Regions from separate parts of the Homo sapiens genome. Here region 2 is linked to region 1. A link is an interaction called in ENCODE POLR2A ChIA-PET data of the cell type or tissue named here. Cell type or tissue: PC-9. All regions are shown on one strand. Each heading gives the region's core, and the rest is flanking DNA. Links, peaks and the distances in the headings are about the cores only.

Region 1 (4,393 bases), core at 83-4,082:
TTCACAATAGGGTTTGTGCTCCTATGAGAATCTAATGCTGCTGCTGATCTGACAGGAGGAAGAGCTCAGGTGGTAATGCTCACCCGTCCACCACTCACTCCTGCTGTTTGGCCTGGTTCCTAGCGAGCCATGGACAGGTACCGGTCCGAGGCCTGGGGGTTGAGGACCCCTGGTTTATAGTATTAAATGTCTATATCAAAAAAGTAGAAAGATTACAAGTTAACAATCTAATTATGTGCCTCAAAGAACTAGAAAAGCGAGAACAAACCAAACCAAAATTAGCAGAAGAAAAGAAATAACAAAGACCAGAGCAGTGCTAAACGAAATAGAGACTGCTAGACTAACAGAGAGAAGACCCAAATAAACAAAATCAGAAATGAAAAAGGAAAACACTAATACCACAGAAATACAAAAGATCATCAGAGACTATTATGAACAACTATATGCTCACAGATTAGAAAACCTAGAGGAAATGGATAAATTCCTGGAAACATACAATCTCCCAAGACTGAACCAGGAATAAATAGAAAACCTGAACAGATAAGTAATGAAAAGTGGGATTTAATCAGTAATTAAAAACCTCCCCCAAAAGAAAAGCTCACAACTGGCCAGGCGCAGTGGCTCACGCCTGTAATCCCAGCACTTTGGGAGGCCGAGGCGGGTGGATCACGTGGTCAAGAGATCAAGATCATCCTGGCCAACATGGTGAAAGCCCGTCTCTACTAAAAATACAAAAATTAGCTGGGCATGGTGGCACGCGCCTGTAGTCCCAGCTACTCGGGAGGCTGAGGCAGGAGAACGGCATGAACCCGGGAGGAGACGGAGCTTGCAGTGAGCCGAGATCACACCATTGCACTCCAGCCTGGGTGACAGACCGAGACTCTGTCTCAAAAAAAAAAAAAAAAAAAAAATGCTGAATTATACCAAACATGCAAAAAAAGAACTAAGACCAATCTTCCTGAAACTGTTCCAAAAAATTGAGTAGGAGAGAATGCTCCCTAACTCATTCTAGAAGGCCCATATCACGCAGATACCAAAATCAGACAAAGACACAACAGAAAAAGAAAACTACAGACCAATATCCCTGATGAACATAGACTCAAAAATCCTCCGCGGCGCACAGTGGCTCACACTGTAATCCCACTTTGGGAGGCCAAGGCAGGTGGATCACTTGAGGCCAGGAATTTGAGGCCAGCCTGCCCAACACGGCAAAATGCTGTCTCTACTAAAAATGCAAAAATTATCAGGGCATGGTGGTGTGCACCTGTAAGCCTAGCTACTCGGGAGGCTGAGGCATGAGAATTGCTTGAACTTAGGAGGCAGAGGTTACAGTGAGCCAAGATGGTGCCACTGTAGTCCAGCCTGGGTGACAGAGTGAGACCCTGTCTCAAAAAAAATCTTCAACAAAATATTAACTAACTGAATCCAACAGCCCATCAGAAAGATAATATACCACAATCAAGTAGGCTTTGTATCAGGGATACAAGGATGGTTCAACATATGCAAATTAATAAATGTAATACATCACATAAACAGAATCAAGGACAAAAACCATACGATCAACTCAATAGATGCAGAAAATGCCTTTAATAAATTTCAGATCCCTTAATGATAAAAATCCTCAAAAAACTAGGCACAGAAGGAACATACCACAAAATAATAAAGGCTATTTATTACAGACCCACAGCTAACATCATACTGAATGAGGAAAAGTTGAAAGCATTTCCCCTAAGAACTGGAACATGACAAGAATGCCCACTTTCACCACTCCTATTCAATATAATACTGAAAGTCCTATCCAGAGCGATCAGGCAGGAGAAAGTACATAAAAGGCATTCAGACTGGAAAAGAGGAAGTCAAATTATTCCTATCTGCCAATATGATTTTATATCTAAAAAAACCTAAAGATTCTACCAAAAAAACTCTTAGATTTGATAAGTGAATTCAGTAAAGTTGTAGAATACAAAAGCAACATATAAAAATCAGTAGCATTTCTTTACACCAATAATGATCTAGCTGAGAAAGAAATCAAGAAGACAATCTCATTTACAATAACCATTAAAAAATACCTGAGAATAAAACTCTACAAGGAAAATTACAAAACACTGATGAAAGAAAATTGTAGATGACACAAACACGAAAACATCCATGTTCATAGATCAGAAGAATTCACATTGTTAAAATGACCACACTGCCCAAGGCAATCTATAGATTCAGTATAATCCCTATCAAAATACCAAAGTAATTTTTCACAGAATTAGAAAAAACAATCTCAGGCTGGGCATGGTAGCTCACACTTGTAATCCTAGCACTTTGGGAGGCCAAAGCAAGAAGACTGCTTGAGGCCAGGAGTTTGAGACCAGCCTGAACAACACAGTGAGACCTCATCTCTACAAAAACATATTTTAATTTAAAATTAGTCAGGCATGGTGGCACACACCCATAGTCCAGTTACTCAGGAGGCAGAGGCCAGACAATCTCTTGGGCCCAGGAATTCGAGGTTGCAGTGAGCTATGCGCCAATGCACTCTAGCCTGGGTGACAAAGCAAGATCCCATCTCGAAGCAAAAAAGAGAGAAGAAGGAGGAGGAGAAGAAAAGAGAAAAAGAAAAATAATCCTAAAATTCATAAGGACCAAAAAAGACAGAGGTGTGTGTGTCAGCGCAGGAAAAACTACCATTTATCAAACCATCAGATCTTATGAGAATTCACTCACTGTCATGAGAACAGCATGGAGGAAACTGCCCCCATAATCCAATCACTTCCCACCAGGTCTCTCCCTAAACACCTGAGGATTATAATTCAGGATGAGATTTGGGTGGGGACACAAAACCTAACCATATCACTACATGATTTCAAATTACACCACAGACTATAGTATGGGTCTTAAACTAAAAACCTTCTGCACAGCAAAAGAAATAATAAACAGAGTGACAATATAACCTGTTAAACGGGAGAAAATATTTGCAAACTATTCATCCAACAGGGGAGTAGTAACCAGAATATACGAGGAACTCAAACAATTGAACGATGGCAACAACAAAAAAACCCAAGTGATCCCATTAAAAAGTAAGCAAAGGACATGAATAGACAGTTTTTAAAAGAAGAGATACAAATGGCCAACAGGTATATGAAAAAATACCCCACATCACTAATCATCAGAGAAATGCAAAATAAAACAACAATGAGATATCATCTTACACCAGTCAGAATGGCTATTATTAAAAAGACGGCCAGGTGCAGTGGCTCATGCCTGTAATCCCAGAACTTTGGGAGGCCGAGGTGGGTGGATCACTTGAGGTCAGGGGTTGGAGACCAGCCTGACCAACATGGTGAAACTGCATCTCTACTAGAAATACAAAAATTAGCTGGCATGGTGATGGGTGCCTCTGAGGCTGAGGCAGGAGAATTGCTTGAACCCAGGAGGCAGAGGTTGCAGTGAGCTGAGATTGCACCACTGCACTCCAGCCTGGGCGACAGAGGGAGACTCTGTCTCAAAAAAAAAAAAAAAAAAAAAAAAAAAAAATCAGATGTTGGTGAGGATGCAGAGAAAAGGGAACTCATACACTATTGGCGGGAATGTAAACTAGTACAGCCTCTATGGAAAACAGCATGGAGATTTCTCAAAGAATCAAAAATAGAACTGCCACAGCCATCAAAAATGATGAGTTCATGTCCTTTGTAGGGACATGGATGAAACTGGAAACCATCATTCTCAGCAAACTATCACAAGGACAAAAAAACAAACACCGCATGTTCTCACTCATAGGTGGGAATTGAACAATGAGAACGCATGGACACAGGGAGGGGAACATCACACTCTGGGGACTGTTGTAGGGTAGGGGGAGCGGGGAGGGATAGCATTAGGAGATATACCTAATGCTAAATGACGAGTTAATGGGTGCAGCACACCAACATGGCACATGTATACATATGTAACAAACCTGCACGTTGTGCACATGTACCCTAGAACTTAAAGTATAGTAATAATAAAATAAAATAAAATAAAATAGAACTGCTATTTAATCCAGCAGTCCCACTACTAGGTCTATACCCAATGGAAAAGAAATCAATATATCAAAAAGACGCCTGCACTCATATGTTTATTGCAGCACTATTCACAATCGCAAAGAGATGGAATAAACCTAAGTTCCCATCAGTGGATTAATCAAAAGAAAATGTGGTATATATACACAATTGAATATTATTCAGCCATAAAAAAAGAATGAAATCATGTCTTTTGCAGCAACATGGATGGAACTGGAGGTCATTAAGCGAAACAAGCCAGGCACAGAAAGTCAAATGTCACGTGTTCTCACTCACAAGTAGGTGCTGAATTTGTATACACACGGACGTAGTGAGTGGAATGATGGATGACAGAGACCTGGAAGGGT
Region 2 (4,393 bases), core at 171-4,170, 1.2 Mb before region 1:
ACAGACAAGACTGCCCAGCCACACAAGCCAGTGAGTGAGAGGAATTCCCCAAAGTGTGTGTCTGGAGGCCAGGTGGGTCCCTCGACCTGCATCTAAAGCCCTACCCCCCTGCCCCCGACAGCCTCCCCTGAGGTGGGTCCCGGCACACGGTTGCTGCCTCCAGGACAGGGGACATGAGCCCACAGTGTGGGCCGCCCCTGGCCATCCTCCGGGGCTGGCCATGGCCATGGTCGTGGCACCCTGGGGGCCCAGTATGCAGCAGTGGAGGCCACAGTGACAGGAAGTGCCAGGGTGGTCTGGCAGGCGCCCAGGCCTTCCCTGGCTTCAGCCCGTTGTCTGGCCAGTTGCGTTCCCCAGGGGCCACCCGATGCCTCTGGCACTCTCCATGCTGGCTGGGAAGACCAGTGTCGGCCACTTGGCCGTGGGCAGCCTCCTTCTGGCACTAGCACGTGCCCCTCCCTCTGTCCTCGCTCTGCCTGCCACGTCCACTCAGCCACATGGCACCGGGGTGTCTTCACCTGTCCAGCCTCCAAACCTGGTGGGCCTCAAGGGCACAGAGCTCTGCCCACCAGGCTGACATGCCCCTAGGGGGGACTGGACTGGACTCAGGACGGTCCCTGCTCATGGCAACCTTGCTGTCCACCTGGGCTCCTCGGCCTGGGTGAGTCCTTACTGGGGAGAGGGCTCCTCTGCCCTCCAGCTGATGGGTGTGTGCTGGCGGACACAGGTCAGGAAGCAAAAGCAGGAAAACCAGGGAAGGGGCGTGCAGTGTGGAGGCGAAGAGGGGTCCTCCCCTGGCCAGTGTGCGTAGCCAGTTGCACCTCACGTCCCAAGGCCATGCCCAGGAGCAGCCCCCTGCTGTGTGTCCAGGGGGCAGGGCACTGACCCCACTTCACCTTCCCCTTAATCCAGCCGTGACCCTGCTCCACGCCAGGATGCGCTGGGATGGCTCGGGGGCAGCACCCTGCACAGCAGCTCTGGCTCTAAGCTGCACAATCGGATGTCTTGCATAGTCACCGGCTAATCCAGGACAGGCTGGTGAAGGTCACTCGCCTGGGCATGAGTCGCCACCCTGCACCCTGCAGGACAGGTAACTTGGAGAGGGCTCATGTTATCTTATTTAACAAAAACATTGCCCAGAGCATGGTATGATAAAGACCTGGCAGGAATGGAGAGCGCCTCCCACAGAACTTTCACCAGGTGCAGGGAGGCAGGATGCCCATGGGGCGTTTGGGCAGATGCCACAGGGCGATGTTGGGTGGGACCCCCAGCTACCGGCTCCAGGAGGGGTGAGGAGGCCTTGGGCTCCTCTTCCAGGCAGCCCCACTCAGAGCCTTGCACAGAGGGCGGCGCTGCATGGAGGGGCAGCCGGAGCCAGGCCAGGAGCAAGAGGGCCAGAGGGAGGCAAGGTGCAAAGCAAAGCCTGGAAATCCAGACAACACTGGGAACATCCTGCACTCTCTAAGTTCACCAGTGCACAGACCCGCCTGTGGATGGACTCACCCTTGTCCTCTGGGTCCCGCCTGTGCCCAGGACTCCCAGGACCTCGGAGGTATACTCTAGGCATGATCTTCATTACTCTGCAGAACTGTTCACCTTAATTTGCTGGAGGTTGTCTTAAAACATGGCCTCTATCCATCCACATATTTAGCGGAATTGATTAAAATAAACTTAATACTTTCATGTCATCCTTTTAGGGATTTCTTCAAAGGTTTAGATATTTCAAGCACTGTGTTGATTCTATAATTCACCTGCTGGAGAGAGTTGGCTTAAGGGATATTCTGAAATGAACAAACAGCCACAGTCACCTTTGAAGAGCCGCACGTTGCCCGTCCCATCCCAGCTCTGAGCCTCTGCGAGGTTCTCCCCTGCCTGCTGAGCTCCCTCCCCTGTGACACCAGGAGCGGCCCCTCCTCCCCACACTGCAGGGGCCTCCAGATCCCAAGGGGCAGGCCCAACTCCCTGAGAAACTCAGGGACCAGTAGCCACTGTCTCCCTGGGGACAAGGGTTTGTCCAGAAAATGTGGTGGGCAGGATGGGTTGGATCTGAGACAGGCCTCCAGGTGCCGGGGTCACAAGCCAGTCAGCCCCGGCAGCAGGCGGTCACCGCAACATGTCAAGGCTCTTGTGACTTCGAGTGTGGCTCCTGGGAAAGGAACCGAATGGGCTGACTCAGTGTGGCCCCTGGAAAAGGAACCGAATGGGCTGACTCAGTGTGGCCCCTGGAAAAGGAACTGAATGGGCTGACTCATGTCGGAGACGCCTGTCAGCCTCTCTCAACCTCACCCCTCTCTGGGAGGCCAGACACTGTGCCAGGACCCAGAGGGTGGGAAGTCACAGCCCAGAGGATGGGGTTGTGGGGGAAGGTGAGGAGGACATAGGGGAGGTGAGGAGGACAGGGGGAGGTGCGGAGGAGAATCTCGGATGCCGGTGGGCCAGGGTGCCAGTCACCAGGTGAGTGCCTGCAGCTGCCCTGGCTCGTGGCTTCTGTGGCCTGCAGGCTCTGCTGCTTTTTGGCATTGTGAGTGCCGGTAGCCTTGTCCACAGGAGGAGACTGCTTCTGCAGAGCAGGGCCCCCGACGGGCCTTAGCAAAACCCTGAGGACCTTGGACCTGAGGACCCTCCACAAGGAAAGGTGGGGGGCAGGGCTGGCCAGAGGGGCTCTTTGTATAGCTGTTGCTGGGGGTGCTGCTTTACCAGGCCCTCAACTGGGTGTGAGAAGGTGGCTCCTGGGCACAGCTGGGATGGCCATGCTGGGGCCAGCTCCAAGTCCCCTCTGCCTTCAGGGACAGAGGACATGGTGCAGAGGCATGGCCTTGAATCCATGTGGCTTTTCTACAGGCTGTGGGTGAAAACCACCCAAGGATTCTGGGGTGAGCTCCAGACCATGCGCTTCCAGTGAGTGAGGGGAGCAGCAGCAGCGGCCACATCTCAGGAGCCTGTCTAGGGGCTGTCCTCCAGAAAAGCAGAGGCAGAGACATGAGGCAGCAGCCCCCGGAGACCCTCCCGCACGTGGCCAGCCAGCGTGTGGGGCCGCATCAGCCTCCTGACAGGAGGGGTCCCCAATGTGGCATCAGTTCCTGGGCCCTGGAAGCTGCCTGGTGTGGGCTCGCAGCCGCTTGACCAGGCTCAGCCAGGGAGGCATTTCCAGAAAGCTTCCTTCTCGTCCCGAGAGCTGCCTCTGTTCTGTGCTCACCCGGCCTGCGGCTGGCACAGAGTGTGGTTTAGGACCGCTGCTCTAGGGGCTGAGGAGCGTGCAGCCTGCGTGACCAATGGCACGATGCATCCTGCTACCTCCTGAGACCCCTTAAAGCGTGGTGATGGCCGAGCACGTTGAGGCCCTGGAGCGACCCAGCCCATTCCGGGCGAGGAGGCCCAGCTGGAGCTGCTGCGGGGAACTGAACTCCCTGGGAACAAGGAGTCCTGGGGCTGAGGCTGAGCTGAGTGGAGTCTGGAACAGAGAGGAGGATTCAGGACCTCAGTTCAGTGTGAGGGTTTTAATTTTCAAGGGTAAGAGTTTGTGTGTATGAATGCTGCTATGGTCTGAATGGGTCCCCCAAAATCCATGTGTTGGAACCTTAATATCCAGTACAACAGTGTTGGGGGTGGGGCCTTTGGGAGGAGCTTAGGTCATGAGGGCGGAGGGTGGATTAAGGCTGGTGCCTCGATGTGGGACTTCACAGCCCCCAGAACTGTGCAAGAAAACAACCTGTTCTTCATCAGTTACCCAGCAAGAAGCATTTCGTTATAGTAGCACAAACAGATTAACACACATGTATTGCTGGGGTGTGTGTGTGTGCGTTTATAAGTTTGTAGATGTATGGTATTGCGTTGGTGTGTGTCTGTGTTATGAATTTGTATGTATGAGTGTCGATGTGTGTGTGTGTGTGTGTCTATAAGTTTGTAGATGTATGGTATTGCGTTGGTGTGTGTCTGTGTTATGAATTTGTATGTATGTCAGTGTGTGTGTGTGTGTGCGCATTTATAAGTTTGTAGATGTATGGTATTGTGTTGGTGTATGTCTGTGTTATGAATTTGTATGTATGTGTGTGTGTGTGCGTTTATAAGTTTGTAGATGTATGGTATTGCGTTGGTGTGTGTGTTATGAATTTGTATGTATGAGTGTCGATGTGTGTGTGTGTGTGTTTATAAGTTTGTAGATGTATGGTATTGCATTGGTGTGTGTCTGTGTTATGAATTTGTATGTATGAGTGTCGATGTGTGTGTGTGTGTTTATAAGTTTGTAGATGTATGGTATTGCGTTGGTGTGTGTCTGTGTTATGAATTTGTATGTATGAGTGTCGATGTGTGTGTGTGTGTGCGTTTATAAGTTTGTAGATGTATGGTCATGTGTTGGTGTGTGTCTGTTATGAATTTCTACATATGTGTGTGT

What was found. ChIA-PET counts read pairs that join two places held together with the same protein. Peaks named below come from ENCODE experiments on the same cell type or tissue, not always from the same donor. Only the 100,000 strongest peaks of a DNase experiment are listed, where the experiment ranks them.
Region 2: POLR2A ChIA-PET joins it to region 1 with 10 read pairs; 1 of 35 experiments calls an interaction of 5 or more read pairs at or near these places.

Annotation. Positions count from the first base shown.
Region 1 is chr5:327,388-331,780 of GRCh38, reverse strand. The region is part of intron 1 of AHRR (aryl hydrocarbon receptor repressor); the gene reads right to left. The region is part of intron 3 of PDCD6-AHRR (PDCD6-AHRR readthrough (NMD candidate)); the gene reads right to left. Among named protein-coding and RNA genes, the nearest start is that of AHRR, 7.9 kb to the right of the region's middle. In PC-9, for the core only: no CTCF peak of the experiment used is centred there; a DNase peak (open chromatin) is centred at 2,200; H3K27ac peaks cover 437 bases.
Region 2 is chr5:1,562,066-1,566,458 of GRCh38, reverse strand. No RefSeq gene overlaps it. Among named protein-coding and RNA genes, the nearest start is that of LPCAT1, 40 kb to the right of the region's middle. RefSeq lists an enhancer at 1-750. In PC-9, for the core only: no CTCF peak of the experiment used is centred there; DNase peaks (open chromatin) are centred at 1,048 and 2,198; H3K27ac peaks cover 467 bases.